Regions from separate parts of the Homo sapiens genome. Here region 1 is linked to region 2. The links are chromatin loops, found by intact Hi-C in ENCODE. Cell type or tissue: sigmoid colon. All regions are shown on one strand. Each heading gives the region's core, and the rest is flanking DNA. Links, peaks and the distances in the headings are about the cores only.

Region 1 (16,806 bases), core at 4,473-12,472, 88 kb before region 2:
ACATGTACCCCTGAACTTAAAAGTTAAATTTAAAAAAAAATCTGTAAAAGTGTGTTTAGCCCATATTATTGAAGGCTACAGCACCTTGCATTAATAAATACACACGGTCTTCATCCTGTAGACATGTTGAAGGCAGGAAAGTATTTTAAGCATAAGAATCACATGAATTAATCCACTGTATATCGTTTCAATAGCAACATGGAAGGTAAATCAGAGAGAAAAGAGGTTGGAAGTACAAGACAGCTAGAGCAACAGCACAGGTAAAAGATTAATAAATAAATAAATGGCAGAGAAATAAAAAAGAGATTGAGAGGGAGCTACGGACCAACGGACCAACAAATCGCAATGTTAGAATCTTATTTGGAGTCTGACAGATAAAAAGTATTTTAAAAAATTTATGACATTTGTAAGACAATTGTAAATGAACCCTGACTACATATTTAGTGAATTAAAGAGTTATTGCTATTTTTCAGGGGTTATAATAGTATTGCAGTGATTTTTTTTTAAAGTTTTTATCTTGTACTGAAACATACTGAAGTATGTATGGATGCAATTACATGATGCCTGAGATTTGTCTCAAAACTGGTTAGGGATGTGAATAGAGCAACATGGATTTTGGGGGTTCAGTAATGGGTACATAAGATTTGGTAGACTTTTATCTTCTTCTATGTCTAAATTCTCCACAATAAAAAAGGTTTAAAAAGAGGGAGAAAGTGTCATAACAATGGGAAAGGAAGAGAAAAAGTGGGTTTCAGAGGTGGAAATCAGAGGAGCTGGCAGCCATTTGGAAGAAGAGATGGAGAGACAGGATTTAAATTTAATCCCAGATTTCTGGCTCCCATGACTAGACAGACAATAATGATCACAAACAGGATATCACTTGTGAAAGTTTTTTTACAGTTTACAAAATGCTCTTGGGTTTGCTTTTATTTAATCTTCAGAATAGCCTTATGACATAACACTCTTATTTGGCAGATTAAGAAATTGAACCTTAATATTAGCCCTTTGTCAGATAAGTAGATTGTGAAAATTTTCTCCCATTTTGTAGGTTGCCTGTTCACTCTGATGGTAGTTTCTTTTGCTGTGCAGAAGCTCTTTAGTTTAATTAGATCCCATTTGTCAATTTTGGCTTTTGTTGCCATTGCTTTTGGTGTTTTAGACATGAAGTCCTTGCCCATGCCTATGTCCTGAATGGTAATGCCTAGGTTTTCTTCTAGGGTTTTTATGGTTTTAGGTCTAACATGTAAGTCTTTAATCCATCTTGAATTAATTTTTGTATAAGGTGTAAGGAAGGGATCCAGTTTCAGCTTTCTACATATGGCTAGCCAGTTTCCCCAGCACCATTTATTAAATAGGGAATCCTTTCCCCATTGTTTGTTTTTCTCAGGTTTGTCAAAGATCAGATAGTTGTAGATATGTGGCATTATTTCTGAGGGCTCTGTTGTGTTCCATTGATCTATATCTCTGTTTTGGTACCAGTACCATGCTGTTTTGGTTACTGTAGCCTTTTAGTATAGTTTGAAGTCAGGCAGCGTGATGCCTCCAGCTTCGTTCTTTTGGCTTAGGATTGACTTGGCGATGCGGGCTCTTTTTTGGTTCCATATGAACTTTGAAGTAGTTTTTTCCAATTCTGTGAAGAAAGTCATTGGTAGCTTGATGGGGATGGCATTGAATCTATAAATGACCTTGGGCAGTATGGCCATTTTCACGATATTGATTCTTCCTACCCATGAGCATGGAATGTTCTTCCATTTCTTTGTATCCTCTTTTATTTCATTGAGCAGTAGTTTGTAGTTCTCCTTGAAGAGGTCCTTCACATCCCTTGTAAGTTGGATTCCTAAGTATTTTATTCTCTTTGAAGCAATTGTGAATGGGAGTTCACTCATGATTTGGCTCTCTGCTTGTCTGTTATTGGTGTATAGGAATGCTTGTGATTTTTGTACATTGATTTTTTATCCTGAGACTTTGCTGAAGTTGCTTATCAGCTTAAGGAGATTTTGGGCTGAGACAATGGGGTTTTCTAGATATACAATCATGTCGTCTGCAAACAGAGACAATTTGACTTCCTCTTTTCCTAATTGAATACCCTTTATTTCCTTCTCCTGCCTAATTGCAACCTACTCATCTGACAAAGGGCTAATATCCAGAATCTACAATGAACTCAAACAAATTTACTAGAAAAAAACAAACAACCCCATCAAAAAGTGGGCAAAGAATATGAACAGACACTTCTCAAAAGAAGACATTTATGCAGCCAAAAGATACATGAAAAAATGCTCATCATCACTGGCCATCAGAGAAATGCAAATCAAACCACAGTGAGATACCATCTCACACCAGTTAGAATGGCAATCATTAAAAAGTCAGGAAACAACAGGTGCTGGAGAGGATGTGGAGAAATAGGAACACTTTTACACTGTTGGTGGGACTGTAAACTAGTTCAACCATGGTGGAAGTCAGTGTGGTGATTCCTCAGGGATCTAGAACTAGAAACACCATTTGACCCAGCCATCCCATTACTGGGTATATACCCAAAGGACTATAAATCATGCCGCTATAAAGACACATGCACACGTATGTTTATTGCGGCACTATTCACAATAGCAAAGACTTGGAACCAAGCCAAATGTCCAACAATGATAGACTGGATTAAGAAAATGTGGCACATATACACCATGGAATACTATGCAGCCATAAAAAATGATGAGTTCATGTCCTTTGTAGGGACATGGATGAAATTGGAAATCACCATTCTCAGTAAACTATCGCAAGGACAAATAAACCAAACACCACATGTTCTCACTCATAGATGGGAATTGAACAATGAGAACACATGGACACAGGAAGGGGAACATCACACTCTGGGGACTGTTGTGGGGTGGGGGGAGTGGGGAGGGATAGCATTAGGAGATATACCTAATGCTAAATGACGAGTTAATGGGTGCGGCACACCAGCATGGCACATGTATACATATGTAACTAACCTGCACATTGTGCACATGTAACCTAAAACTTAAAGTATAATAATAATAATAATAATAATAATAATAATAAAAAGAAATTGAGCCTTATGAATTTTAAAAGTGCAAACAGGGAAGCAGGTCTTAGAGAGCAAGAAAGTGAATGGAGACAGGGTCATACCGTGACTTCCACAAGCCCTAGAGGCACTTTCACCTTTATGGGCCCTTTTTCCCTGAAGAAATGTTAAATTGTATTCTATGACAGTGTTGAATATACTACTACATGCAAAAACATTTTCTTTGACACAAAAATTCACTTTTGTTCTGATTTTATGAGCCCCTAACAGTATTGCAGGCTCTTGACACTACATCTAATACATAAATTGACCCTCAATGGAGGGTGAAAGACCTTGGAAAGCTTCATGGGAAACTTAACACTTCTTAGATTCATCTCCATAAATAGTGTATAATCTGACAATAAAAAATTAGGCAAACTTGAGGGTCTCTCTTTTTAAAGATATAATTCTTTTTTTGCTATATTGCCCAGGCTGGTCTTGAACTCAAGACCTGGGCTCAAGCAATCCTCCACCTCAGTCTCCTGAGTCACTGGGATTACAGACATGAGCCTACAGACACCTGGCTTAAAGATATTCTTGACTGCTTTAAAGAGATATATGCCTTTATGATATCAAAAATCACCTAAGAATGTGTCTAAGTGCAATTGTATTAACTACAGAGTAATTGTTCTTATTTAACAGCTTACAAGTTTAATTTTTAGATGTCAAGGTGACTTTTTTTTGCATTTGAATGACAACTTCTTCAGGAATCTCTTTGTATCAGTTCCTGTCCAACCACCCAGAAACACACTGGACATCATATAAGGGAAGCTGAAAAAAACAAAAGGGAGGACGTCAAATTCAAGCTTGTTATTTCTTCTCTGGCAAGCTAAGGTTGGAGTATTGACATTCCATCCAGAGTCTAATTGGTCCTCCTAAAAATTGCATTCAGAAAATTCTTAAAAACCATTCATAGCTAACGCTCTCTGAAGATTTTTCCCTTACTACCACTACTGCAGAAGGAAACAAAGAAGGTATAAAAGGGGGGAAATCATATTATATTTCAGTAATGTTTGACTTCTGTATCAGTTGTTTTCTTCAAAATAATCTCGTTTGTGAAATTAAATCATTGTATCATTAAATCAGTTACTCATCAAGGTAGCCTACAGATTTTATCTTATTTAGATGTTCAAAATATCATATTGCTGGAACTCGATGAGTGCAAAGCTTCTTATTGCTGAAAAACTTTATATTCCCTTATCCTGAAAGGAACTATTTATTCCTTTTCCTTGTGATATTTCTCATGACTCTAAGCCACTCCCTGAGGCTTCACCAACCCTCAAGCACATACACACACACACACACACACACACACTTAAACTTTCTCTCACAAACTTCTTTCTTACTTATATTCAAAAATAAATAGCTTCAAATATCAGATAATTCTTGCATATTTAGCCAGGATGAGGGGATTCCATGAACTGCTTCTGGCTTGACAGTTTAAAATCTTATGTTCTATTCCCTTATGTAAGGTAAGGTTTGCTGTGTTGCTTTTATTTCTTTATCTTTTATTGATCAAAAGGTTTCTCCAGTTATTATTTAGTGTGTACGGGGCGAGAGCCACCCACCCCTTACTTTTACATGAGCTGCATACCATATTGTGCAGCATGATGCCCCCAGTGCATCGGCCATGACCCCCGAGACAACCGAAGTCAAGCCACAAATCTTCCTGCCTACAGTGGCAAGAATCCAGACCTTGTTATCCAGGAGCCACTGCTCGGGGAGTGAAAGAATGAGGGCAACCAGAACAGGCCTGGCTCACTCACACTAACCGTGGCTTTCCAAGAATATGCTGACATTTCCATTAGGTCAGGATGGGCAAGATCCAAGTTGGAAAAACCATCAACGTATTTAGTTCATAATTTGCAGGTTTTCAAATCTTTGCTTTACAACATAAGAAATGAGAAATGAGGGACTAGCAAGACTAACAAACAGAATATATTAATGTACATGTGTGCACGCACACACACACACACAGATACACACACACGCACACACAGACACACACACATACACACAAATTCCCAAAACTATTGCCTGTGTTGGGAAGTGAAAATTTATAAAAGAGAGACAGACATAAAAGAAGAAATTGTTTATTTGTTTGTTTGCCTTTATAAAACTCATTTGGGAGAAACATCTGAATAGATACATCAGTTATCTGGCTTGTCCCAGTTATACTGATGCTAGAGATGTCCTTTGTTAGAAATTAATGTGTGTAATAAAGTTTTACATTTTTCATATGTTTTGAAGTATATGAGCTATATTTCTTTTGACTGCATAATTACTTTTTGTATACAAGAAAAATGAGGTGCTTAGCCCTAAGTAAATAACCTAAAAACAAACCAAGAATAATAGTTACATTCTTTTCATCTTCTAGGCTACATACAATAAATATTACTAGAAACTTTTTAAGTTACATTATTGTGACTTAAGAAAAAAAACTATATTGAATCAGAACTAAGTTCAGACAAAAATGTGTTCCACCCTCATATGGATATTTTGTTGTATGTTTGTTGATAGTATAGACTAATTACAGCTACTAGATTTTTTCCTAGGTTGTATTAATTTCCAAAGTGTTTTCTTTTTTGACTCTGAAGGTATCTTCTACTCATAATAAACCTTTGGGGAAAATAACACAATGGATTAAAGGCATTTTAAGTCATTTCTCTTTCTGGAGAGGTGCTTTAATAACTCCTAAGTTCTTGCTGAGGAGAATGTATTCAACAAGATTGTATGTTGCATTGATTACAATCCCTTTTCTTTGGATAAACTGTATCTTTAAGGCTAAAGCATTTGACTGCTTCTAAACAATGGGACTACCTTTTTTAAGCAAAGGGAACAAGTTCTGTCATTCACATCTCAAAGAACCAATTTGGATCTTTAAAAATATTTATGTGGAGGCTGTAAAATCTCAAATTGGTGTGCGAGGAGACAGTGGTGCAAATGCTAACAGACTTATTAAAAGATCCCTAACCCTTTTTAGTAGCTGGCTCCACAATAATTATCAGCTGGTCTGTTTTCTTTTCCTTCTCCAGTAATACTTATTATGACCTTGATTTTTTTTAAAAAAGTATTAAATTTGGTGAAGAAGCTCTAAGTGTTGCCAAGCTTGAATAAACCAGGAAAATACTGATATTTTAAGTTGCTCATAAAGGACTCTATATAAATAACACAGCAATGTCATATATTTTCCTACATCTTGAGTAATAGTGACTGCAAATCAAATTTTGTCTAAAAATGCTTAGGAAAATAAAACAATTTTTATATCTCTTTGATTCCTAGATCAAAATCTGAGTATAGGAATGTTTGTGTGTGTGTGTGTGTGTGTGTGTGTGTGCATAGAACAAAATAGTAGATGCCATACATCCACATATTACCGATCATTACCTCTGTAAATTCGAATTCTCTTTGATTTTATTCTCCTCTATTGAGGAGAATAAAAATCAAAACCTGTGATTTGATTTTTTCTGCAACAAATGATTATGATTGCATAATATGGAAAGTTATTAACTTTTCGAAGATTTTTATAACTAGTAAAATTTGAGAAATGAGCTAAAGGGGGTTTTTACACCTCTGTGAAATAAAAAATACTATCTTTCACTGAGAAACTGTATCTGCTTGGAGGACAGTGGAAACAGATGGGTTGATCTCCTAAGATCAATAAAGTAAACATAAAAACTCAGTAGTGGCCCTTGCCAGACAGCAATCTGCCTGAGAATAGTTGGAAAAGAGAGAACCAATATAAGTAATCAGAAAGGATTGATCTGAATAAATGAAAACCATATTGACAGAAAAGAGGCTGTTGTGAGGAATGATGGAGGGGATATTTTATTAGCTCACGAGACTTGTTTATTTGTTCATTTATTTGTTTGTTTAAAGAATTTGCCTGTAAAGATTTATAGTACAATACCAGCAGCAAACATTGGGAGGAGTGGAGAAACTAAAAAGAGATGGTTTCAAGTTTTCAAGCACTGTGAGTTTCCAGAAGGATCATTCTCTGCACTCACTGACAAAAAGCCTTAAAATTAACCATCACTCCTAGAGCGTGTAATCCTATGACTGTCCCTTGAATATAATAACCTCAGAGAGAGAGAGAGATGGAGAATTATAGAGATTGACTCAGTTTCTTGCATTTGTTAGTCAGTATCTACCATTGACACAGAAATTCTTCATCATTCTGGTGGGTTATAGATGGTCAATAGGCCACGCTTTGTTCCATGTACCTTTGCTAAGATACATTACTGGGAATAGGGAGCTTGGATCTTGGACTTTCAATCTTGCTAGAAGGTGTCACATAACTCTCCTGTCCACATCTCACGTGCTCATTTTTAGATATTGGTATAAAAGTCCTCAGTGGATTCCCATTACCACTAGAATAAATCCCAAGCTCCCCACCTAGCCTCTGTCTTCAAAGCCCTCACCACTCCCCAACACAAACCTCTCTGCCTGCAGACCAACTTCCCTCTGCATTCAGTGTCACCTTCTCAAGAACCATAAGTACCTGACATGCATTTCTAGCTTTTCGATTTTGCTCATCTTGCTGGAGGTACTTTTTCTAGATTCATCTGCTCCCTACCTTTAAAGATTCCATGGAAGTCCTACAAAATCCCATAGCACACTGAACATTTTCTTCCCAAAACCTTCATAGCCTAGTGCCTAAACTCCATCTATGAACTTTACTATGTCCAGGCTTTTAGTGCAGACTTCTTACCTCTCTTCCTAGATCTGGATCTGGTCTCTTGGGAGATGAGCATTGCCAGGACAGAGAGAGGGCAGAGAGTGTGGATGGTCTACAAGGACACATAATGTGAATTACTTGGGGGTTTTCCTGCTTCCCTCTCATCCTCATATCCTGCAACCATGTAAGGGAATCAGAACATTGTTCCAGAACTGTGACCTAAGTGTTGACATCTGGCTGACCTGTCTTTCCAGCCTGCAGCTCTGCAAGCCTGGAGCATTTCAAGAAAATTAAGCTCAAGCTCTCTGCAAATGTGCTCTCTGTTTCCTCTTTCCTTTTCTCACCTCCTGTTCCCACCCGCATGTCCCTTTACCCTATTCCAATTGAGATTGGAACCAGTTTACACAGAGGATTTTTCTTATGTCTTAAAGCAATTCAAAAGCAAATAAAATAAACACTGTCATTCTCCCTCATAATAAATACATTCTTCTTATTTCTTTTAGTAAGAAAAAACAAGTTTCACACTTTAGATTTGTTTAGCTGGATAGAATCCAAAGACAGAGCTCTAAGTCAGAGGACAGAGTTTAAATGATGACTTGTCTGTTTATAGATGAGTAATTGGACTTGCTGCACTGGAGCTGTGGGATGGTGACTTGCAGGTCTGATATTTATTTACATAATTCACTGAATGTAACAGATTTTGAAATATAGCTTATAAATATTTAGAAAATATTGTTTCTAAGTACCTGCAGCATCTTTACAGTGTATCAGGCTATTTATTTTGAAACGCTATCTCTTTTTATTGAGAGGTAAGGTAGATAGCTGAGCAGAGATGCATGCAGAGTAGAATATAATTAATATTGTGGGGGAGAAGGAAAACGAAATGGCTATTAGATGGCGAACAATCAGTCCTCCCTCACAGAAAAGGCCTTTTTATGCAGATGAGGATGTTGCTCCTAGATATGCATTTGAGCTTTCTACATTTAGTTGCCTTGATTTTATCATGTTTTAGTAGAAAAGGAATCTGTACAGGATCAGGAGGTCCTTCAGGGCAAAACAATAAAGGCTTGGTGATAGATTTCAAAAGTGGCCACAAACTCTCCCATTGCCCAGATTCATTTTCTTAAAATCAGACTTTGCTGCTCCATCCTTTTAAAGGTGAAATCTATTTCTCTATCACTTGAATCTAGGCTGCCATTATGGCATGCTCCAGCCAATAGATTGCATCAGAAGTTCATTGTACCTGTTTCGAACATATGCCTCAAAAAGCTTTCCACTTTCTGCTCTAACTCTGAAATACTGAGCATGTGCAATGTGGAGCTTGGTCTGGCTTGCTACATGATGAGAGACACATGGCTTAGTCAGCCCCATCACCACAGGTGACAGTCAGCCAACTCTGGAAGCAGAGCCACCTAGCTGACTCAAACCTGACGACAGACGCATGAGTGAGCCTAGCCAAGGTGAAAAGAACCACCCAGCTTAAATCCCAGCCAAAACTGCAGACCTACAGAGTCATAAGCTGAGTAAATATTGTTGCTTTGAGCCACTAAGTTTCGGGCAGTCATTTCAGCGGCAAAAGCTTAACTGGCACAGGTTTACAATGGCTCTGGGCATGCAACCACCCAGAATAGCACTTATGGGTCATAACCAATGTCCATTGCCTCCATTGTGGCCATTAAGTAATCTTGCATCTATGTGAAACAAGCAAGTCATTTATTTAACCAAAGTCTATTGGGCATCTAGTCTAATTCAGGTACTGTTTGTTCAAGGTTGCTGGGGACACAGATCAAGTTTCTGCCCTCCTTGAGCTTATATTCTAGTGATGAATAAAGACAATAACAAACGAGCAAGTGAATATATAATATAATGCAAGCTAGCAAAAGTGCTATAAAAATAAAAATAAAGCTAGTAAGGTGAGTAGAGAGTAATGGGGGAGGCTATATTTGATAGGGTAGTTGTAGAAGCCTTGCCAAAAAAAAAGATATGAGCAGAAAATAAAGTGCAGAAATGAGCCATATAGAAATCTAGACAAAGAATACTTACTGTTTCCTGGGGCATTTTAAATTAAAATTATACTCAAATGACTCCCTCAGTCCAGGATTCCCTTTGTACCTCTTTAAAAAGGTATCATAATCTGGTCTAGTACTCATACCTATGTCATGATCAAATTTCATATTTTAAATTTAGTGATGAGGTCGCATGCTGGGGGGTTAAAACATTTTCTAATGTTGATTTGTTAATGGTAGGCAAAATCATATTTCCATAATTATATAAATGTATTCCTCTCATGAAACATAAGTTATTTCTCCAGTAATCTTTCATTCAGTTTTTAAAAATATATGTAATTAACTCTCTTATCCTTAGCAAACTAACACAGGAACAGAAAATCAAATACCGCATACTGTCACTTAGAAATGGGAGCTAAGTGATGAGAACACATGGACACATAGAAGGGAACAACACACACTGGGACCTTTTGGAGGGTGGAGTTTGCGGGGAGGGAGAGGATCAGGAAAAATAACTCATGGGTCCTAGGCTTAATGCCTGAGTGATGAAATAATCTGTACAACAAATCCCCATTACATAAGCTTACCTATGTAACAAACCCGCACTTGTATCCCTGAACTTAAAAGTTTAAAAATATATAAAATAAATTTTTAAAAAACTGTCTTCCTTTAACTCCTCAGAACTACCTCTAAGGTAAGGCAGGGGTTTTTGTGGTGGCTGTTGATGTTTTTGTTTTTTTGCTTATTTTAATAAAAGTATTATGTAAGTGAGATGTTGTATAATGATGTATGTTTGCACCCATATGTTTATTGCAACACTATTTACAATAGCAAAGACTTGGAACCAATCCAAATGCCCATCAATGATAGACTGGATAAAAAAAACTGTGGCACATATACACCAAGCAATACTATGCAACCATAAAAAAGAATGAGTTCATGTCCTTTGCAGGGACATAGATGAAGCTAGAAGCCACCGCATGTTCTCATTCATGAGTGGGAGTTGAAAAATGAGAACACATGGAAACAGGGAGGGGAACATCACACACTGCGGCCTGTCGGGGGTGGTAGGGTAAGGGGAGGGAGAGCATTAGGACAAATACGTAACGCATGCAGGGCTTAAAACCTAGATGATGGGTTGATAGGTGCAGCAAACCACCATGGCACCTGTATACCTATGTAACAAACCTGCACATTCTCCACATGTATCCCAGAACTCAAACTAAAATAAATTTTTAAAAAGATGTATGTTGTCCATGGTGAGGAATAAATCAAGCAAGACATAGAGATAAAACTTTACAGCTCTTGTTCTGTGTTCGATTATTAAACAGCAATATTGAACCATTTATTTGCAGAATTCTAAAGACATCTAGCAAAAAAAAAAGCAAGTATGTTAACTTTCAATAGGGATGAATACACCCATTTAAAAATTGATACAAATCACCCTCCACAAGGGAACTAAATCTGAACAGGAATTCACAGAATGGTTTAATAGAAGGTGAGGTTTAGGCATACAGCAATGTGGCAAAGACTGCTGACAGTTCACTAAAACCAATTTTTTTTTTTAATTTTCTGGGCATTGAGCTAGACTCTATTTTCCAGCCTACCTTTCATTTATGTGTGGTCATGTGACTAGGTTCTAGCTAATAGAATGTGAGCAAAAGTGTTCCGTGCCATAGCAAGCTGTGGTCCATAAAATGACGACAAGAAATCATCTGTTCTCCTTCCTTTCATTTGGCCAAATATTGGTACTACAAGTAACCCTGTAAGTCTGTATTAAAAATAGCACAACCTCCATCAGTCTGGGTCCTTGAAAAGCTGCAGGGAGCAAAGCTTCTGTTTGCCCATAAAATTAGAAAATAATACACTTGTTTTGTAAGCTGTTCTATTTGGCAGGGGGTAGAGGATGGAGGGCTATTGTTTCTGCAGCCTAGCATGTCTTAATCCATGCAGTATCTACCATTCTGCCATGCCATCCACACCAGAAAAACAAACGTACAAAATTCTTCAGTGGTAATATTAAGGCAGGCAGCTGATGAATGAAAACAACTGCAAAAGAAATAACAACAATGAGTTTTATCAACACATACATCTTAAAAGATCTTGTTTGTAAATAGGGATTATGTCTTCTTTATTTTTGAATCCTGACAGGTGTAAAAGGTGTTGACTGCATAGTAGACTCTCAGAAAGTATTGAACAAATAAGTGAGTGAATGAATGAGGTAGAGTGTCAGAAGACTTGGCAATGTCAGGAGACAGAGAGTTTAGCAAATGTTTCACTCTGACATGGCTATGTGAATTTAGATACGTTTCTCTCTCTGAGCATTAGCTTCTTTCTTGTGAAATTATGTGGTTGGTCTAAATCTCTCCAAGCTGGGACATTCTGAGCCCTGTTTCTGAAGGTAACTGGTCTTTCCAATAAATACATGAGCAGGACACAGAAGGTCTGAGACTTCCACACTATGAGAATAGAGTCGTACAGGCCTACAAGCAATGTCTCTTAGGATTCAAGCCACAGTGTAAGCTGCCTCTTCTGCTTCTGGGGTGTTCAAGCTTAAGTACCTTCAAAAAATCATGAAAAGGACTATTAAATCTAGAAGAGGCCCTAAAGAGTATGTGGTCTGAATTCCTTCCCATCACAGATGAAGAAAATTGAGCCTCGAAGGTTAAGCCACACAGCCACTCCTCTTAGCCAAGGTTAGAACTTAGATTTTCTAACTTGCAATCCAGGTTCTCAGTTAGTCATACCACACATTTGCCTATGCTTAGCCTGATCCAGGCTTAAAATTATGTATATCCAGCCCTTGTAATGAGAATCTGCTGTATTTTGTTGGTTCATTTTGTTGGTTTAAAAGATTATTTTGTGTTATCAAGATCTTATGTATTTTTTTCTTTATCAACTCCACTGTAGTCCTCTAAATCAACTCCACTTGTTTTCTCCTGTAATATGCATATTAAGTATGTGTTCCATAATACACTAATCTGGAAGCTTTTCTCTACCACACTTCATCAGGTTGGTACTAGCCACCCAGCTTCCAAATCCCAGGACACAAATTTGCTACAAATTCTGGTATAGTGTGACTTTAGACAGAAAAGCAAAAATATCTGAAAGAAAAACCAATGTGAGAGATAATAGTTATTGAGAATGTCATGTCTAAGAGGAATGATATCACGAAGACAGAGTGAAGGATGCTGAACAAACAGAAAACACACTGATGGAATCAGAAACCCTAATAGAGGAAGCTGATATGGAAGAAACATAGAAGAAAAGTACCTAAGCCTTTAGCCCATTCATTCACTCCATGAATGGAGTGGAGACATTCTATGCCAGGAAAAGCAAGGCGGGTACCCTTGAGGAGCCCACTGCTTACGGTAAAGTAATTAAGGTCACTATCAAACTGGATTTAATCCACTATCCACATCCACAGGCACACACACCCCAACTCAGCTCCCCTTGGAAATCTTGAAGCCATAAGTAAAGTGACCATTCTCTCTGTTTTGCCCTGGACAACTCAAGGTATCCCTGTTTTCCTGGAGTAATTATTACTAGTACCCTCATCTATTTAGGTTCATAGTAAAATTTAGCAGTAAGTACAGCGAGTTCCCACGTACCCCCTCCCCCAACATATGCACAGCCTCACCCACCATCAACAGCCACCACCAGAGTGGTACATTTGCTACAATTGAGGACCCTACACTGACACATCATAATCATCCGAAGACTACAGTTCACACTAGGGTTCACTCTTGGTGTACTTTATGTGGGTTTGGACAAATGTATAATGACATTACTGTATAGTACTATACAGAGTATTTTTACTGCCCCAAAAGTCCTCTGTCTCTGCCTATTCGTCCATGTGGAAGGCTGGAATGGGCTGAAGCTATTTCCCTTTCCCCAGATCGGTTAGGCTCTGATAACACCTGCATAGATGAGGCTCTGGTGAAATAGCTTCTGCTGAGGGCAGGCCTCGTTAAGAACAGAATGCTCTGGTATATTTCAAGAGGGTCACTTTTTCCCTCTCTGTACAGGAAGCCCAAGGGGATTATTTTTCTCTGATCCTCACTGTGAGAACCTGCCTGATAGAGCTTTTAGAGATAGAACTCACAAAATTGTGAGGGCTCCCCCAGTAACTGGATCCACCTGAAATGTTTACCTCTTAAACTTGTCCACACTGAGCCTCCAGCAATTTGTCAATTATAGTTCAGGTTTTCCCACCCCAGCACTTGTTTCTATCTGGGTTTCTCCTCCTGTAAGGTGTATTTGCCTGTCTCTCCAATTATGGGGGCAAGGATCTGAGAAGAGTTGTTGATTTTTTGTTTGTACAGCTTTTTACTTGTTATTAGGATGGAGTGAAAACTTCTAAGCTCCTTACGTTCTGGACCAGGGAAATTTCTTTTTACCAGAATAGCCATTATGATCAAGAGAGAGAAAGTATAGATGAGTAGCCAGAGCTTGGTACCTGGGTTCAAAACCCACTGTCCTCTCTTGCTTGTTACTGACGAGGGGTCAGTTTGCTCCCCCTGTTCGAGTCCAATTTCATCTCCTGTTAAAAAAAGGGACTCGATTGTAGTTTTGAGGCCTTACACATATATGCATATTCTAGTCCAAGATCTGGTGAGTCATAAATCTTCAATAATTGTTCATTCCTTTCTGCTCCTTCCCCTTATCAGTTGCCACAATAAATCACTTAAGCTACCTGAGGCTATTCCTTCATCTTTCAGATAGTGATAATGATGGCTAACCTTATATAACCTCACAGGATGTTTTTGATAATCAAAGAGTCGATGCATGTATGGCACTTTAAAAACCAGGATAAGCTATTAAACAAAGGCAAGGCCTGAATATTAACACCTCATAATTATTATTGTTATTATTACAAATATTCAAGGCTGCACCTGGCTCACCTGTCTTTATGAAGTTTAACATTAAGTCATAAAAGTCTTACAGGACAATCCAGCCTGAGCTATTTTTCAAACCAAACTGGTCATTTAACTTGCTTAAACGTTTTTTTCTTCAATAATCAAAGCTTTTGTCTCCAAGAATCTATAAGACATGTCAAAAGAGTTTTCGATTGCGATTCCTCAATTTCATGAGCCTGCGCTATAGAGGATTACAAACAAAAAAGTTATGGTTTTCCTCACCCTCCCACCCCAAAAGTAGAATCTTTTAGTCTTATGTTCAAAAATACCAATACTTTGCCCACTCTCTACCGCCTACCAATTCAGATGATGTTACATCATTAAGCATATAAGTCATCAACTCTTCAAGACTATGGACATGACAGTGAATATTCTATGCCTTGTAAAGCTAGAAGGCGGGAAAGGACCTCAGAAGTTACCCAATGTTTTTCTTTATCACTTTCATTGCATGGGTATTTCCTGCAAAGCTTCCCATTTTCCACAATATCTCACTCAATATTTTGACCCAGCCAGGCTTAAGTGACCAACCAGCTATTTCCAATATTGCAAGACTTTTTAAAAGTCATCCTTGTCTTGGCTGGGCACGGTGGCTCACGCCTGTAATCCCAGCACTTAGGGAGGCCGAGGCGGGTGGATCACGAGGTCAGGAGATCGGGACCATCTTGGCTGACACGGTGAAACCCCGTCTCTACTAAGAAATACAAAAAATTAGCCTGGCGTGGTGGCGAGCGCCTGTAGTACCAGCTACTAGGAAGGCTGAGGCAGGAGAATGGCGTGAACCCGGGAGGCGGAGCTTGCAGTCAGCCGAGATTGCGCCACTACACTACAGCCTGGGCGACAGAGCCAGACTTCCTCTCAAAAAAAAAAAAAATTCATCCTTGTCTCACCACTCAGTAACTTCATACTCTATTCTCCTGGAGCTCATTCCCTCAGGCCCCACCCAACTATGTCTTTGCCCGGAAGGTGAAGCCCAAAGAAGCCACAACACAACCAGCTAATGTGTTCTCTTTCCCTGCATCCTTTTCTGCTACTTCAAATAAAAGGGCCCTGCACCGTCAATTGATACTAAGCATCTTGCATAATTACTTGTCACTACATTATAGCCATTAGTCTGTCTTTCTTAACAAAAAAAATCTCCTATTGCTTGAACTTATAGAGTCAGCAGTTTTCTTTATGGCGTTGTTCATTACTGTCCTCGAACTAATCCTATGCACTGTAATCCCTCCCCAGTCTGAGGTTTCCCCTCCTCTTCATATAGTTTGCTTTTCACTGTAGCTGCTGAGCAGCATAAATCAATACAATGCGCACCATAAACACCACAAGTGCTAACCCTGCCAATTGGCTCTCTTTAATTGGTTTCAGCTAAAAACCTGTAAACCTATTTGAAGTGAAAAGGCAGACAAATCAAAGGCAAGATGAATGACCTGGAAGGCCTTGCTGAGCCAGGGGTTGCAAGCTCCAACATAGCATTTTTCATCTCTGTCGTGGGTTTTTTTTTTTCCATTTCACTCTAGATCCTTTTTACTTCCCAGGTATTATGCTTCAGCAGCCTCCACAGTCATAATTAGGGAAAGGAAAGTATAAATACTCCAGAGGCCAAACGGTGCATTTTAGCGATTGTGCTAATGGAGAAAGCAACTTGAACAGGATTAATATCCCCCACAATTAGTGTTACATTGACAATTTTTCATGATTATCTTCTTTTCAAGTAAACTCAAGTCCTGATGAATTGCCCCTCAGATGTCACACACAAATGACAGATTTGCTGCACATTTTTATTTATCACCATGCTGAGCTTTAAAAATCTACGGCTTTGTCTTGTTTCAAAATATGCGTATACTTTTTGATTTGCATTGCTGCAGGGAGAGCCTGTGGTTCAGATATTGCAGTTTGTTTCTCCACAGTGACAACAGTGCCTCAGGACTGCTGGGTTCCCCAAAGCCTATCATTCAGGGGAGGCTAATCAAGGTGATTGGAGGAGGCCATTTCACCTGAGGGGTCCCGGTCAAAGGTCTGTGCGAACGGCCTCTCCACTAGACTGGTCCTGAGTTGGCCACACTCCACTTTCTTCCCTTTGCCTCAGGTGGATGCTCTAGTCAGGCAAATTAGTCGCTAGTTCATGATCAG
Region 2 (16,806 bases), core at 4,546-12,545:
TGTGGGATCCTCACAGCAATCCTATGAGATGGATACTGTTATTGTCCCTAGTTTATAGGAGAGGAAACCGAGGCACAAGGAGGTGAGTAATTCACCCATGATCAGAAATTAAAATTCAGAATCTAAACTAGGGGATTTGGCTTGTAACTGACACTAGGAAGAACTGCGTTTAGCTGTAATTTGTTCTGGTTGATTTTATTAACACCAGATTCAAAAAGGATTTTAAACTATTTGTTTTGAGTTGGAAACACATGCTTTGTCCTCAATTCACAACTTGGAGAATTTTATTTTTAATTTCTTGGTTCTGCTTCCTCATGGCTCCTATTATCTTCAAACCATGATTGGAAAAATAATACGAAAAAATAATTATGAACACTGGCTTATAGATAAAAAACTGCTTAACTTAAGCAAAATCAGATCAAATTAAGGCTGAAATCTCTTTCTTGTAAAAATTTTACTTTTTTATATATGCAAGAATTTGTGTCTGTTCTTGCTGAATTCCAGGCCTTAGAAATAGACATATTTATTTAGTTTGGCCTAGGTCTAGTGTGTGTTGCTTGATCTATTCTTCCTAGCTTATTGTATCTCTTAATCTTCTACACATGCAACCAGAGACCTCAGTGATGAGGGCATTGGAAAAATCTAAACAATAAATACTGGTAAGAGATTCTCTATAAATGCAATGATTAATCAAATAACGCTTGGAATAATGATGTTGGAATGATTAGATCTTTGCAGAGTCACCAAATTATAAATTCCAGTGCTTGCCATAACTGGTAATGTTTTCCTATTGCTTGAAATACCTGAGATCAGTATTTTGTACATGATAAAACAAAATAGCTCACTGCTTTGAGAAGCAAATATGATTCAGTGTTCGAGGTTTCAAATAAAGCCAAAAGCCATGATATTTTCCTGCTAAACCCAAAGCTCCTTCTTCTGCTTTGCCCTTTTGGAGTTCAGAAACCCAGGTGTGATCTCTTTCCTTGGCACTGACTGAGCACCCTCACAGAAACCTTCCCAGAACTTCCACTTGGCACTGGCCCTGGAGCACTCAGGTGGCACCTGGTACCTGGCCTTGGTTCCACCTACCTTTGATGGCACCTGGGACCAAGAACAGAAGGACACTGACACTTCAAATTGCCAATAGTCTCAACTGGCATAGAGCTTTACTTTCACTTATTTTTCTACTCATGGATTTCCTCTTTTCCGTGTAATTGTCCAACCAAGTTACTCATTCAACATGTTTTTATTAAGCACCTACTAAACTCTAAGGTGAGGAAAAGATGATAAGCCAGAAAGGCATAGCCTCTGTCCTCAGGGAACTGACAGTCTAGAAGGAAATATTCAGTAATAACAAAGCATGCAAGCTAAAAGTACAGGGTGTAATGGAAATGCAGAAAGGAAATATAAATATCAGAAGAAATACACCAACATGTTGAAGCAGTTCCTGCGTGATGGAACTTTGCTTAATTCTTCCAAATTAAATACTCTATTTTAAGGTCTTTTCCAAGCTTAATTTAATGGGCAAAAATATGGTTATAAAGAGCATTTTTAAAACAAAAAAAGAACACTTTCAGTCTATTCAAACACTAAGTTTTGAGAATTTTTCTTTTTAAACTAATATCAAAAATTTCTATACTTATTATGCCATGAAGTGTCACTGTGCAGGCAATGACTCCAGCTCCTATTCAACTTAAATTCCTTCTTCAATTATGCCAGCATTGGCTGCCTTAGATAAAAATCCTTTCTGATATAAAAAGGTATTAGGCAACCCTTGCCTCCACAATGCCTCCGTGAAATCGCATTTATCTTATTCTTCTCAACTTCATGAGCAGAAACTGAAGAATATAAACTTTAGTCACATTTAAATTTAGAGTATTCTGTGAATTTACCCTCTGATTCTCCAATAGCTCTGAAGTCCACAAAACGATGAATAAAAAAGTCATGCCTTCCAATGACATTTCCACCAACAGTGGATTACGTATATGATGGTGGTCCCATAAGAGTATAATAGAGCTGAAAAATTCCTCTCTATGGCCTAGTGACATTGAAGCCATAATAAGATATTATCATAAAATATTTCCTTTTGCATGTTTGGATGTACCAATTCTTATACATTTATGTTTAAATATACAAATTCTTACCATTGTGTTCCAATTGCCTACAGTATTCAGAATAGTAACATACTGTATGGGTTTGTAGCCTAGAAGCAAAAGGCTAGACCACCACAGCCTAGGTGTGTAGTAGGCTATACTATAATATTTAGGTTGGTGTAAATACATGCTATAATGTTTACACAACCACGAAATCATCTAAGGATACACTTCTTAGAATATATCTTCACTTCTGTAAGAGAAATCAAAAGGACCAGCAATTATAACAAGATAGAGGACTATGATTAGATCCAAAGATCAAGATAATTTGAAAGGAAGCCAACTCGAAATAGCAACCGGAACCTTTCCAGATGCTCATTGTTGATATATATTTGATAGGGATTTTCTGCCCAATCTGAAGGCAAAGTTTGCTGTCCGCATTTCTTTGTATTACTAAAAATGAATTAAAAGTAATTTCTTCAATGCTAAATACACTTTTTTCTAACAATAGTAGTCTTAACGTATGTTTATTAGACTTTGAAAGTCCAGAAGTTTAATGAAGAAAACAAATTCCCACATAATCTCACAACTAAGAGATGCCATTTTCACCCTTAAGTCACTGAATAGTTGGTTTTATACTGTTTGTATAGCATATCCCGCTGTTGTCACTTAACATTATGCTTGGAATATGTCACTTAAAAAATATGTATATATTTGTCATGACTTTATAATATTCTCTTTAGTAGATATATGACATATTTAACTTTTCTCTTATTTCTGTATAACTAAATGGCTTCTTTTTTGCTATTATGTTATAATGAATGTTTTTGCATCAAGAATAACTTATAAAGACATCTAAAGGACTCTAATAATGATAAATCAAGATCAACTAAAAAAACGTGAACACGCTTGACATGCGTTGTTACAGGTTATGAATCACAAATTATCCTTGGTCTCCCATCTCTATGGGTTTTTTTTTACATGGCTAACTAACTTAATAGCACCTAGAATTACAGGTGCATCAACTTTTAATGTTATCCATTTTCAAATCTATTTGTTTTAATATCCTGCTTTATTTCACATATTCCTTAAGGGAACTTGGAATTTTTCACCTTTTTAATAGAATATGTATTAGTTATCTTTGCTGCATAAAAAATTACCTCAAAGCTTAGCTCAAGACAACAAATACTTATAATCTCACATTTGTGTGTGGGGGGGGGGGGCGGGGGGGACTCATGACCAGGTGCAGCTTAGCAGGGCAATTCTGGTTCAGGATCTTTCATGAGATTATAGTCAAGCTCTCAAATTGCAGTCATCTCAAGATCCAAGGAGCTAGAAATTGGCTCCTATGCTCAGTCACATGGCTGGTGGCATGCCACAGCTCCTCACTGGCTGTTTGCTGGAGGCCTCTGCTCCTCACCTCATGGGCCTCTCCATAGAATTGCTTCCAACAGGGAAGCTGTGTCCCCCAGAGTGAGAGATGCAAAAGAGACAAGAAGAAAGATGTCCAAAACAGAAGCAACAATACCATCACTCTTCCTGAATTATACTGGTCACACAGACCAGCCTTGGCATAATGTGGGAGGGGACCACACAAGGGTATGAACACCAAGAGAAGTGGATGATTTGGATTTTATGTTGAAACTGTGGAATCTTGGAGACTAACTACCACATATATAATTTTTATGAGGATCTGAAATATGTACCTAATAATCTTCTGCTGAAAACTCCTTCATGTGCTGCCACTTAGAAAAGAGTTTACCATTACCAAGTAAATTTGAATATTCCCACATCTTACAAGTGAGTAACTCCACTCCTAGGTCTAACTTCCTAAAGAAAGTCTTTATATAGACACCGGGGTGTATATATAGAAAGTCTCCTATAGGGGCACATGTACAAGAATGTTCTATATAGCAGGCTTTGTGATAGCAATAAATAAATAACAGTCCAGATGTCCATCAATAGAAAAAATAATAGCAAAGTAAATTGTAGGATGTTGATATCATAAAATACTATTCAGCATGACACTGAATGAACTACAGTGCATGCATCAATCCAGCTGCATCTGCTGAGTGCAAAACACAGAATATAAAATATATATCAATTACATTACTATAATATTCATAAAAGACAAAACCAAATAACATACTGTTTAGTGGTACATTTATAAGAACTAAAATTATAAAGTAAAGCAAGTATACGATGATTCAAAGGCCAGGAGAACAGTAACGCGCTGGAGAGAGAGATGGGAATGTGCCCAGAAAGGCCTGCAGAGACTTCTAAGAAAGTGGCAACCTTTCATTTTATAACCTGGGATGGTGAGTATAGAGGTGCTCACCTTACATTTTTAAGTCTACATAAATAAATGTTTTTACTCTCTTCAATAACTACTTGAAAAAACCACACCATGTGGTAAAAATATTCAATAATATTTGCAACATGAAAATAGTAGTCAACACATTAAGCACTTACTATACGACAGGCACTGTGATAAGCATGTTGAGTGATGGTTTTTCATTTAATTCTCACCACAGGTAAAAGGCAAAAATTACTCTTTTTTTCCTCATTTGCCAGATGAAAAAATTTAATCTTTAATAAATGAAAACACTTGCCCAGGGTGAGACAGCCAGCATGTCATGGAGCTGGGATTCAAACTCAGGCAAGATAGTTCTGGAGCTAACTTTCCTGATGGCTAAGTTTACACTTGGGTTCGTTCCTACACGTAATTCCATGTGTAAAATGATGAAATGAAGCACTGAATCATGGAAGTGTTGGAATTATATCTGAAATAGATAAACTGGTCCTTGCACAGGTGAATGGACATTCTCACAAGCTCTCAAGACTTCTCCATCTCTTTCCACTGTTCCCTGATGATGAAATCCTCCTCACCTTTCTATCAGGATTTCAGGTGCCTCTCTTATAAACACCAACCAAATAAGAAGACACATTTTTAGAGCACCTAGTATAAGCCAGGCTCTCATCTAAGTGCAAGATACATGAACTCTCATCTAAGTGCTAGATGCATTAACTCATTTGATCCTCATAACCACTCACTACACTGAATGTTACTATGGTACCCATTTTACAGATGAGATAGCAGGTCCCAAGAAAACTGTTTCCAGCCATTACACATCTTATAAATGGCAGCACCAGCATTTAAACCCAGACATTCCAGATCCAGAGCTTATGATCTTAACCGCTAATATACTGTCTCCCATAAGATATTACGTTTAGAGTAAGGACAGATAAGAGAAAAGCAGGCTCCTTTCCTAATGGAATGCTGTATGGAATATAGATGTTCTCTATCAAACGAAATGCTTGAAAGGATTTCTGTTCTCAGATTTTCTTATGATGTCAGAAAAAATGTAACGTGTGCTAGGAAAAAAATGTATCATGGTTTTATCTTGGAGACAGTAAGAACACTATAATTGCACTTCAGTTTTTAATTTAATTTTGTTACAAGTTCACTGCCTTTATTATCTTAAGCTAACAGGAGTTAATTCAACTAGTTAACAACATTACAGTCATTTGATTCACATTTGCTCTAAGTCATTTTTAGGAGTGAGGAAAGATATTTTATATATTAATCTAAATTTGGGAGGCTCCCACTACATGTGAGGCCCTAGAACAAAAGATATTAAGTTTAAAAAAACATAGTCCCTCCCCACAGCAGTCCACAGCCTAGTGGTAGACAAATAATTACCATGCATATGATTGTTATCAACATACTAGGTTCTAAAACAGAGGAATGCATTCTAGAAGTGACTGTCTCAATTTATGCTGCCTTTAAAAAAAAAGTGTCTTTTGAACTGAGCCATGCAAGATAAATGTACTTTTGCTACATGGAAATTGAAAGGAAGGGCATTCCTGATAGAGAGAGCACAGCACAGTCAAAAGTCTGGAGAAATAAAAGAACATCATATGTATAATTTTTTGCTGCTAGAGTGGAAATTGCTTAGAGGGTCATGGTGGAAAATGACTCTGGAAAGGGCAGTTGGAGGAAAATAATGAAAGCCTTTTCCTGATTCAATAGTTCGACCTGAGGGCAATAGGGAGTCTTAAAGATTTTTAAGCAGGAAATTATCATGTTTATTATTTATTTTATTCTGTAATCCAGAGGGGCTGGATTATGGAAGGAGGAGCCTCACTGCAGAAACAGCAGCCTGAAGGCTATTTTAATAGTTCTGTCAAACATTACCAACAATCTGAACTAGACAACCTTATAAAATAAATAATATTTTAGACTCCATTTTACAGATGAAAAAAAATCAAGGCGCAGAGGAGTAAAGTAACTTGTCCAGCACTGCACAGCTGGTAAACAGGGAAGTCAGGGTTCAAACCCAGGTGGTCAGACTGTAATGCCTCCTGCACAGGTCACTTCTCTGCCAGGTTGGATAATAATCATGACAGGTGAAAAAAGGTAGGTAGTTAGAGAGCCTTAAGTTCGGACTACAGAATCGAGGGTACTCCCTCCCATTAAACATCACATGGATCACAGAGTAGAGACATGGCAGCTAGAGAATCAGTGAGTTCCGTTTCAGACATGTGGTCCAGAAGGTCTTTGAGAGACAGGCCCAGATGCCAGAGAGCTATTGAAAATGCCAAGGCTAGGCTCAGGAGAGTAGGGGCGGGAGAAAATCAACTGGCCATGGAAGATCACCACTACATAGACACCCTCCCACCCAAGACACTCATCCTGAAGATGCAGAACCTGAGGCTATGGAGAGGCAGCTCAGAAGACAGCCCTCTGCAGCCAAAACCACTTTCAAATTCTGGGCTTCCATGTGTGTTCTGGATTAAGTTTCTTTACTTTTCAAATCGGAGGGTTTTTTTCATTTATAAGATTGAGACTATAGAGTAGTACATCACTTACCACTTGTAAAGACAAAAATTAATATATATCTTAAGTTCCTAGTACATTGCTTACCAAAAGTAAGTGCTTGATAAACGATACATAATGATTATTATCATTATTGTTATCATTTCAGAGATTTGTCAAAAATGAGGCTCTAGTGTAGGTGTAACACACTGGGCTCCCAGCCCAATTACTTTCTTGGCAATTTTTTTCCATAAAATGTTCTTAATTACCTGGAATTATCACTAACTTTTCAACCGAGGAAAAGAAAAAAAGAAGCCCCTTTTGAGGAACATGAATTAGCATTTTTTAAAAATCTATTCTCTATTAGCCAAAAAGAATAACCTAGAGAAATCAGATTACAATTAGATATACATGTATACAATAAAATACAAAACATTGCTCGGAAACAAATCGAGTGACACATTTTCCTGGAGTCTGAAATGACCCAGACGAATCTGTGGTGTGACTCATTGCATCTAAAGAAGAATCAGGCAGTGATTCTGTCAAGTGTGATAGAAAGGACCTTCTCAGCCATGGTCATCTTGCCCAGGATTTTCCATGGTGACATTATCTGTGGTCACAATGGGTACATCCCCCAAGAAGGGTGGTCTTCCAGGAGTCACTGAAAATTTCAAGAAGTGAAAATCCAACAGAAAATATTTGAACCCAGGAATAAAATAGAAGCCTGGAAGACTGAAGGATATGTAAGCATTTATTTGTCACTTTGTCATTCCTCCTTTAGAGGTATTTTTCTTGGGGATTCAATGTGGTCAGTAAGAATACAGTTATACAGTCAAAAACTTTGGGACTGAAAAATTACAGTAGAGAAGACTTTCTAGTAAAATGACTTCAGTTCATATCACTGATATACACACACACACACAGGTCAAAACACAAACACACTTAAGAAAAAAAGACATTGGAAATAAATTAAATTTATTGTTTAACTTGATTGCCTTTAAGATAATACATTTGGTAAGGATGTGAATATAAGCAACGTGGAAAAAATAAAATAAACGAAGAGGAAGCAGTGCCAATCTCATCCATTAGAAATAAGGGGAGATGTTTCAAGGCAAAATTCCTCCTTCTGCACTAAGGATTCTTGGTCTTTTGAGTTCAGTTCTCTGAACAGGGCTGCAGAGCCTCAGACTCCGCTAGTTCTCCCTCCTTTCAAGCCCCTATCTCTGCCCCTGCTTATCTGAATATATAGGCCTGCCCTTTGCTCAGATTTATGGGTCCAGCAAGGGCTGTGTGTATTTACTGTGTTCTGACCTGAAGACCCCAGGCTGAAGGAGAAGAGGAGGAAACTGGGACCCATTCCATAAACAGAGACAGATCTGAGGGGGAGGTAAAAGGCTTTGCTAGCACTTAACATTTTTAACTATTTGGCCAAAGCTTACGAATTACCGATTAGATTAGAGTACAAGAAAAACGAAAGACGTCGGTGGAGATATGGAGAGAGTAAATTGTATATTTTTGCTCTAGGCTAGTTGCTTGGAGGCTCTGGGTTTGGGGGTGGGGGTGTGGTTAAATTTAATATGAAAGGTCAGAAAGAAAATTGATAAGTCAGTTACAGAGGGAGTTATAAAATGCTTTGGGAAGACAAAAATGAGGATATAAACAACATTTAATAAGTTGGAAAATTTCTCCAACCACAAGTTAAGCTCCTTGTGTGAAGCAAGATTCGTTGCATTTTTTAAACTGTAATTGGTTATAGAAGAAAAATCCCCTGCTCTATGTTTAAATGAGAACACATTGCCATAGACGACCAAAAGCCAATAATTAAGGGTTTAAATATTTTTCTTAGAGCCTGGTGACCCACTTGAAAGCATCTGTTTTCAAACAGGGCTGCTTTGTAAATGGGCCACCAGTATGTAAAGCAACTGGTCCATCTGTAAGGTGCATGCACCAGTTCAAATGGGAAATAAAAAGCACTTACATCTTGAGCAGTGCTTAGCACCCCAAAATGAATCCGTCTTCCTCAGGGCCATATGTTTGTGTACCAGCAAAATGTGAAAGCACCACTTTTATTTGGAGCCATTCTCAAATGATCTACTTACTGGAAAAACTTGAGTTCATGTGGGAAAACCCTTACCTACCAACTGACTACATCAGAAATAATCTAGCATCATATGTAAAGTCTACAATATTCAATAGAGAACTCAAAAACAAAGCAACTAGGATAAGACAGTAAGTGAATCCTCCACAAATCAATTTACATTACAATGGAGCAAAAACGTGTAATATACATGGCTGAGGCTGTGATTAGAAAATTTGTGAAATATCATCAAATTGCTTCTTTTTACTCATTTCAATATAAAGCAACTGTGTTCCCATGATGTCATCTGTTAAAGCTATAATGATCTACTACGGTGATGATATTGTGTGACTGGAACATTTTGTTTCAACTAAAATATGTTGTGGATAATAAAGAGTGTTATTACAGTCCATTCTAAGTGGACCTGTGTGACTTAGATTGAATTAATAATTGCATGAGAAAATACATGTGCTTCACATTGTGTGTGGCACTTTAGAAATGTTAACCTGTTTATTTATATTATTATTAAAGTCATTTGTCAGAAAATCAAAAGTAAAATTAATTCTATAACTGAACTTTTAAAAAATGTATAATACAAAAAGCATATAAATGCATTTTCTTTTCCATTTATGTGTGCTATTTTATGCAGAAAATTAAACATAAAATTCTGAGCAGTCAAGTTAAAGAAGGCATTTGATTATTACATCAGTATAAGCTGACTACGGAACAGTGGAAACTTGGGCAAAAAATGATGAATGGGAAAGAGCTATCCTAACAAGGTTGCATTTCTAAAGTAAAATGAAATATGTGACATAGTATTCTAGAAAACTAATATCTTTACTGCTATCTCTTTTGAACTTTTCCTCTAAAATAGTAAAACTTCTGCTTTGTAAATAATGCATGCTCAAAACAGATGCAACTGCATGCAGACTGTTTAGAAGAATTTTTGGAGCTATTACATCGTAGCTAAAATGCTTCCCTGTGTCATTTCTGTTGAGATCCATTTGCCAGTGAAATAATTTTTTTTTTTTTAAATGGTGTGGATCATAGCAGCAATGGGTTCAGATGTAACCGTTTCAGAGCAGAGGTCTAGCTCAGTATGCCAGAAAAAAAAAAAAGAAAAAAGAAAAGAAAAGAAAAGAAAAGAAAACCCACCACAAAGAACATTGAGATGAATGGCTCTATTTTATGAGCCATAAAAGTTTTATCCATCTTGACACTGAAACAGGTTTAGGCAGTGAGTTGACACGCCTTAAATAAATAAGTGGAATTAATTCCCCAGCCCTTGAAACAATAGCAGCATGCATGTAGCACGGAGAAATGCCCCATTGTTTCCCTGTGGCTGCCTGATATTGATATTATTTGTGTTTTTCTGTGCTGCTTCCTCAGGGGCCTGGTTGATCCACTTCAGATTCATCCCCTGTTTTATTAGAGGTTGAAAAAGGTTCAAGACCTGGTTGTACCACAGCTCCCACCGACAGCTAAGGAACCAGTTTGGCGTCTGGTTTGTCTGTTGTTTTACTGCTGACCTTCAAATCAACTTTAACCCCTGACCTCTGGAGGCATCTATCATGACAAGAGGCTGTTTAACACAAATGGTGCCCATTTATAGGGGAAGAGACTCTGAAGATTTCCTTTTTATGAAGAATTTAGTTTTTCACCCCTCTTTTCTCAGTCACCACAGGTGAAATCCCTCTCAGCAGCTGGCTTATGAAATAATGTGAAGGGAGGCCTTAATGAGCAGAACGCACCCTCAGCTGGAGATAAATATATGCAAATGAGATGCACAAACAAAGAAGCCTGGACAGAGAAATATCTGCAATTCCAGCAAAATGCTGCCTGCAGCTCGAAGATGAACAGCTTTGATAAAATGGTAACAAAAAGCACCTTTTTATCCTCCAGCGTGTTTTACATTGCAATAGACCATTGTCATTGCAACCCAGTGGAGCATGCAGAGGTTTTCTGCACTGTTTCAGAAAACTGTTTAAACATTTGTTTTAAGGCATTCATGAAATATAATCAATGAACTGCTTCTTTGTTGTTGTTGTGATTTTTTTTTTTCCCTGAGTGTGTTTTAGATGTTACTGTAGTTATTTTACCTGTTGGTCTTTTCGTGGTTTAATGTTGCTGGCTTGCTGTGCTAGTTCATGTTTTGGTGACTGTTTCTTCCACTAGTGAGAATGATTTTTTTTTTTTTTTTTACATTTCAATGGAAAGAGATTTCAAGTTAATAACTAGTAAGAATCGGCTTTGAGCAGCACCCGAACAACTCGTTTTAATGATGGCAATCAAGTGTGAGAGCTAATTCAGAGACAGGCATGTTAACATGCTGATTTTAATAAGCTTTAAAAAGGCAATCTCTAACTTTTAAAAGTCTCTTTTTAATTTAATTGTTCTTGGTTCATATGATGCCAAAACAAACAAAACCATTAAAATATGTTTTCAATATGTATCCACGGTGTTATCTGATGATGTTCTAAATTAGCATCATGTTGGTAAAATAATGATTTGATAAGCTTTAAAAATGGAAAAGCTGGAATTATTGACCTAGTTAGAGGAAAAAGCAACATTTTTTCCTAAAAATGAACAAAGCCCCAGCCCCAAGATCTCAAACCAGAGAAAGGCTGGGCTCACGACATGTAAATTGCTGCTTTTGAGCATGTGTATTATGTTTAAGTAAATTGTCAAAGCAGCTAAGGTGAGAGAAGAAACACTATGTGCTTCACATGTGTCAAAATACTATCACTCTAAAAGCTCAGCAATATTTGGTTCTTTCATTTATAACGCAACCCTAGCATTCTGCAGCAAGAGATGTACAAGGACCTTTACATTTCCTTTACCTAAATTATTTCATCTTGGTAGCTAGGATTGGAGTGGAGACATTCTTCTGAGTACTGTGTAGCTTTCACATTTTATGTGCATTTCATCAGGCAAATGTCAAATTTGCTAATAACAAGAAAATCTCATCATTTTTAATCATGCCACTCCTGTTGCATGGGGTGGGGTGTGGGGTGGGGGATGGACGCAAGCAGGGGGCGGAGGAGGAAGCGTAAAAGCATTGAGCAGTCTGACCAAAGAGAAGAAGGAGAAAAATGCTGTTTGGATTTTTAAATGACACATGCTTGGTTATCTCAATGCCTGTATCAGTGCATCATTAAATTCAGAATTTCAGGAGTTAATAGAAAGTTGGTTATATTAGGGATGCTTTTTCAAACCCAGCTTCGAAGCAGCATAATTATGTTCAACTGCTGTTGTTTGGAAAGGGCAAACAGCATCTTAGGCACAGAACAATGAAATTACAGCTGAGATTTAGGTTAGCAAAAGCCGTCTTCTCTAGGCTTTTATGATTCATTATTTCCCATTAAATACAGTATTGGAAGTGTACACTAGATAGCTCATGGTTGCTGCTCTCGGAGCACATTATCTATATTACACAGGTCTGGGGAGCAGAATTAGAAAACTTTGGGGGAATGAGCAATATGTGTTTGCTGATAGAAGTACCATATGGCTCATCTTCTTCAATTGCTTTCATTGCGACTCTGATGCTGGAGAAATTAAAGTTTTATTTGATGTGGCACAGCTTAATGAACTGTCTTCTGTTAGGAAAATTGAATATGTTTCCTGTTATTTGAGCACAGAGCCTCCATGGTTTGGCTGATGAGGGATGCATTATGTATTGTTTATTTAGCATTTTGAAAACAAAAGCAAGATATTGAAGGTAAAATTGATTACTGCTGGATTGCATTATATGATCAAGTTTTCTCCCTTTAAATTTCCCTTTACAATCCTTTTGTAATGTTTTAATGTGAGATTGTTCCAGCTTTTTGTTTTTCAAAGGTACACAGAACTTGGTTTTATTAAAATACCTTTATTTGTAAACGAGCCACATGAAACTGTGAAGCCAGTATTGCTATATTTATAAAGTTCTAAGAACGATGTTTGGAAAAAAAGAAAATAATTCAATTTGTATGAATCTAATTGCAAAACTTCTAGTGAACCCCCAATCAGTTCTGAGAGAATCTAATGTTTGGCTAGTTGAAAGGGGGATGTCATTTTCTTTTGTTTGAAATAGACCACTTAAGAACATGCTGGGGTGGGGCCATAAGATAAGGAAGACACTTTTAATATTCGGAAATACAAACCTAAAAATATCGTTTTAAAATTTTGAGTTAGTCATCAGTGAATAAGAAGCTGTATTCGGCCTGCAGATTAAAGAAAATAAAGTGTAGATCTCATGAATTTAAATTTTTAGTGAATAAATAGGATTACAATATGCTTACATGCTGAGAAAACTGGGATGTCAACCCGTGTGAATGTTCTCTACTCCCTGAAGAATCTATGAGAGAATATATTTAAAATTTTGTTTAATTTCCTTGTTTTTGTTCTGGTTCTGATTGTTTTTGAAAAATAAGAAATCTAAATAATCTCTAAAAAGACTAAATGTAAAATCATCTTCTAATCACTACATTTCTTTCTTTCATTTTTCAGTGAGAAATATTACCACGCGTGCTGATGCCTCAGACACACCAATCTGCAACAAGCAACTAGGATAAAAAATAGTTAAAAGTGAATCAACATTTATCTGGAATATACAGTCCTGACCCCCTTACGCACTCCCCCCCACCCCCCTCCCCGCAACACACAAAGTCATTTGTCTTCTATGTCCTGTGATGTTTTGAGGATTCTGGCAAATATGGCAGTTAAACAAACTTCTAGCACAATCTAAATACAGTCTGTTCAAGAGAGGCTTCCAATGTTTATAGACCATAAGTAAAGAAAAAAAAAATCTGGTATTTAACCAAGAATAGTGCTCTTGAAAATGTCTCAGAACAAAGTGTTTAAGCAAAACTTTGGCCATAGATATTCTCCATTCCTCATTCTTTGCTGATTTTTTTTTCAATGAGGACTTTTTATATGCCATCAGTTTGCTTCTTCTTCTTCTTCTTCTTTTTTTTTTTTTTTTTGAAATTAACAAACTAATTTTAAAAATCAACACCTGACTGGGGACCTGGTCATACAAACTTCCTTTAGATACAGTTGAGAAGAAAACATCACATTTTTATGAAGCCCCTCTCCTGACAGGGGACTGGAGGAGGAACACCATTATGCATTGTTATCAGCGTGGTGTAATTTGACTGTTGACAAAGTATCCGTGGCAGTGCGAATGAGCGCAGTTAGAAGTGTGGCGGATTGTAATCAAGAAGATGCTTAGCTGTGCAACACTGCATCTCGAGCAGATTTGAATCAACATTGCCTTAAGGGGACACACACACATACCAAAAGAAAAAAAATCCATTAATTTTTAGAGGGAAAATTAGAGTGGCACTTGATGAAGTGAAATTTGACATGCGTTAATTGGTGTGCAGCTCTCCTAATTAGAGATTTTCAAATTCTTTTACTGCTGTCACCATGATGGCACATTGTCTTGCTGGACAAATACTAAAATTGCAAATTGGCTTGATCAGGAAGTTTTACGTATGAAGATAACACTGTATCCTCTAGTCCACTTCCAAAAGGTGGACAGCTGGAGAGCAAAGATGACTTTCAGCTTTACCTTCACCCCAGATTAAAAAAAAAAGGATTATTAAAATAGTTTCATTATGAGACTTAATGTAAAGGAAGCAGGTGCTGATACAATTTTCTTAAACAGATGGAAACGTTTCTTTGATACTCATGCTTCTGCTTCATATGAAATATTTCAGGTAGAAAAAGAAAGCCAGTGAAATGCTACATTATATATATACACTCTCATATTTCTCCTTATATTCTTCAGAAATTGGAGTTAGGTGGATTTTTTGAAAGCTCATGTCACATTTTTCCCTGCTCTGAGATCTAAGGCACTCCAGTTCCCCTTCTTGTCTTAAAGTAATTATACTGATGTTTGGCCTCCAGGATGGCACCAAATATGATACCACAATAATTTTTGTTTCCTTTTTCCAACTCGTCTTGTCTAGCCCTTGAACCTCTCTTAATTCATTAACATATTGAATTTTTTCAATTTTCCATTTTCTTGCAATAACAATATTAATGCCGGGGTGAAAGCTTGATTGGAGCTAAATTACTTGTTACCTGCTGGCATTTATTTATATGGCATTGAATTATAAAGCTTTGCTATTGTCATGCCTTGGGCGAATTGTTTATGACACCAGTAATAGGAGTAATTGTTATTGTTGAAATTACCTGTCAGCTACCCATAGCAGTGGCCCTTGTCCCACTGACAAATAGTGACAAGGGAGAGGTATCCTCCATGCGTCCCCCTGATGGCTTCTCCTCTGATAATAAGAAGTGCAGGGCCTCTGATAATTTGCCTGTCACTGTTGAGTGCAGCTCAGAGAGAGTTGGCCAAATTGTTGTCATTCACTTTGACAAAGACAGCAAAATGCTCCCGTGCAAGAGGAGGATTATCAAAATAAATGAAATAGCTTACACCCCCTTTGTTTGGCTCAAGAATTGCCTGGCTTTGTATGAGGTTGTGAAATCAAGGTCCAGTTCTTATCGATGTGCCTCTGCTCATTCTAAGATGAGGATCCCAGGGAAGGAAAGGCACCTTAGAAGACTCGCCATTTTGCAGCTTGCATCGGCTAGTAAAAAATTACATTCAAATGTAAAGGGAAAGTCAATAAAATTGTAATGAGTCTAATATGTCATTAAATACATTAATTTAAAACACATCTAAAATTTACACCTTTTCTTTCCTGCCTTCCATTTGTCCCTCTGATTCTTTTTGGCCCACACAGACATTCAAATTCAATAAGCATTCAAAAATGCACAGGTTTCTCATTTGCAATCAAGTTTTCTTTGAAAGTTTAGAAATCTCCATCTCTGACTCTTACAGCTTTAAAAGATTATCTAGTTGGATTTAGGACTATTATTTCAGATGGTTGGTTCCTTTCCATACATTACCTTTTATTTATATACTATCTTCATGAGTAAAGAGATAAATGAAACATAGTTCCAGGTATGAAGCATCAATTATCACAGGCTTACAGAGGAAGCAAAATGGGCCTGTTATTGCCAGAGTGCAAATATGAATGTAAACCTTTGCATTTTAAAATCCCTTGGTTGCAGCCTGTGAACCTGTCATAGAGGGGGAAAGGGACAAGGAGCAGCAGGGATGGTGTCGTGGAGTGTCCCTGTCTGAAAGAAGTGGGCTTGAAACGAATCAAACCTTTGCTCTTGTAAAAACCAGAATCATTCCCACCTTTCCACAAAAGGCATCATTTCATGGTAGGAAAATTCTTATTTTTAAGGTGCCTGGGAGGCTATTACTCATATATCTTCTTGACAAATACTTCCTGTTATAAGAACTTAAAAAGAAAAGGAAAAAATAACTAGGATAAATGTAAAATATTGGCTCCATATAGGACAGTAATCAGCTGTTTATTGGTCTCTACTAGACAAGTAATGACCAACCACAGTGTTAAGTACCAGCAACATTGCCTTGGGCCCTTGCCTCCCAACACCAGCCATTATCTGATTAGAGAACCTCCAAAGAAGTCACTATTGCATAATTTTATGGGTCTTAACAGCGCAGGTTGGCTGGCAGAAAAACTACCTAGGAGGGTTGATAAAGCAACAGTGAAACATGATTTTATTTACTTCACACTTACACCTTGGTCTCTGAAAGAGTACCTGAGTATCTCAGATGCTGGTGGCTACACAAGAAACCTAAAATCAATTCAAATAGGAATTGCGTGGGACATGGGGGAGGTGGAGGAGGGGGACAAGAAAAGTAAAATTATCTGTCTCTTAAAGCTTTTCATGGACTGCATAGTTTGAAGTAGTGAACAACATTGTTATAGGCATCTCAATCCTTT

The links. Peaks named below come from ENCODE experiments on the same cell type or tissue, not always from the same donor. Only the 100,000 strongest peaks of a DNase experiment are listed, where the experiment ranks them.
Region 1: a loop joins it to region 2, with 3 times the contacts of the local background. A loop is called at or near these places in 2 of 110 quality-filtered maps.

Annotation. Positions count from the first base shown.
Region 1 is chr2:66,782,286-66,799,091 of GRCh38, reverse strand. No RefSeq gene overlaps it. Among named protein-coding and RNA genes, the nearest start is that of LINC01797, 87 kb to the right of the region's middle. In sigmoid colon, for the core only: no CTCF peak of the experiment used is centred there; DNase peaks (open chromatin) are centred at 4,751, 8,011 and 9,141; H3K27ac peaks cover 172 bases.
Region 2 is chr2:66,693,967-66,710,772 of GRCh38, reverse strand. LINC01797 (long intergenic non-protein coding RNA 1797) reads left to right here and starts at 7,546. Exons shown (of 3, transcript NR_110265.1): 1 at 7,546-7,655; 2 at 10,665-10,862; 3 at 13,478-13,743. It overlaps LINC01798 (long intergenic non-protein coding RNA 1798), which reads right to left. Exons shown (of 6, transcript NR_110156.1): 6 at 15,185-15,570. In sigmoid colon, for the core only: no CTCF peak of the experiment used is centred there; no DNase peak of the experiment used is centred there; H3K4me3 peaks cover 461 bases.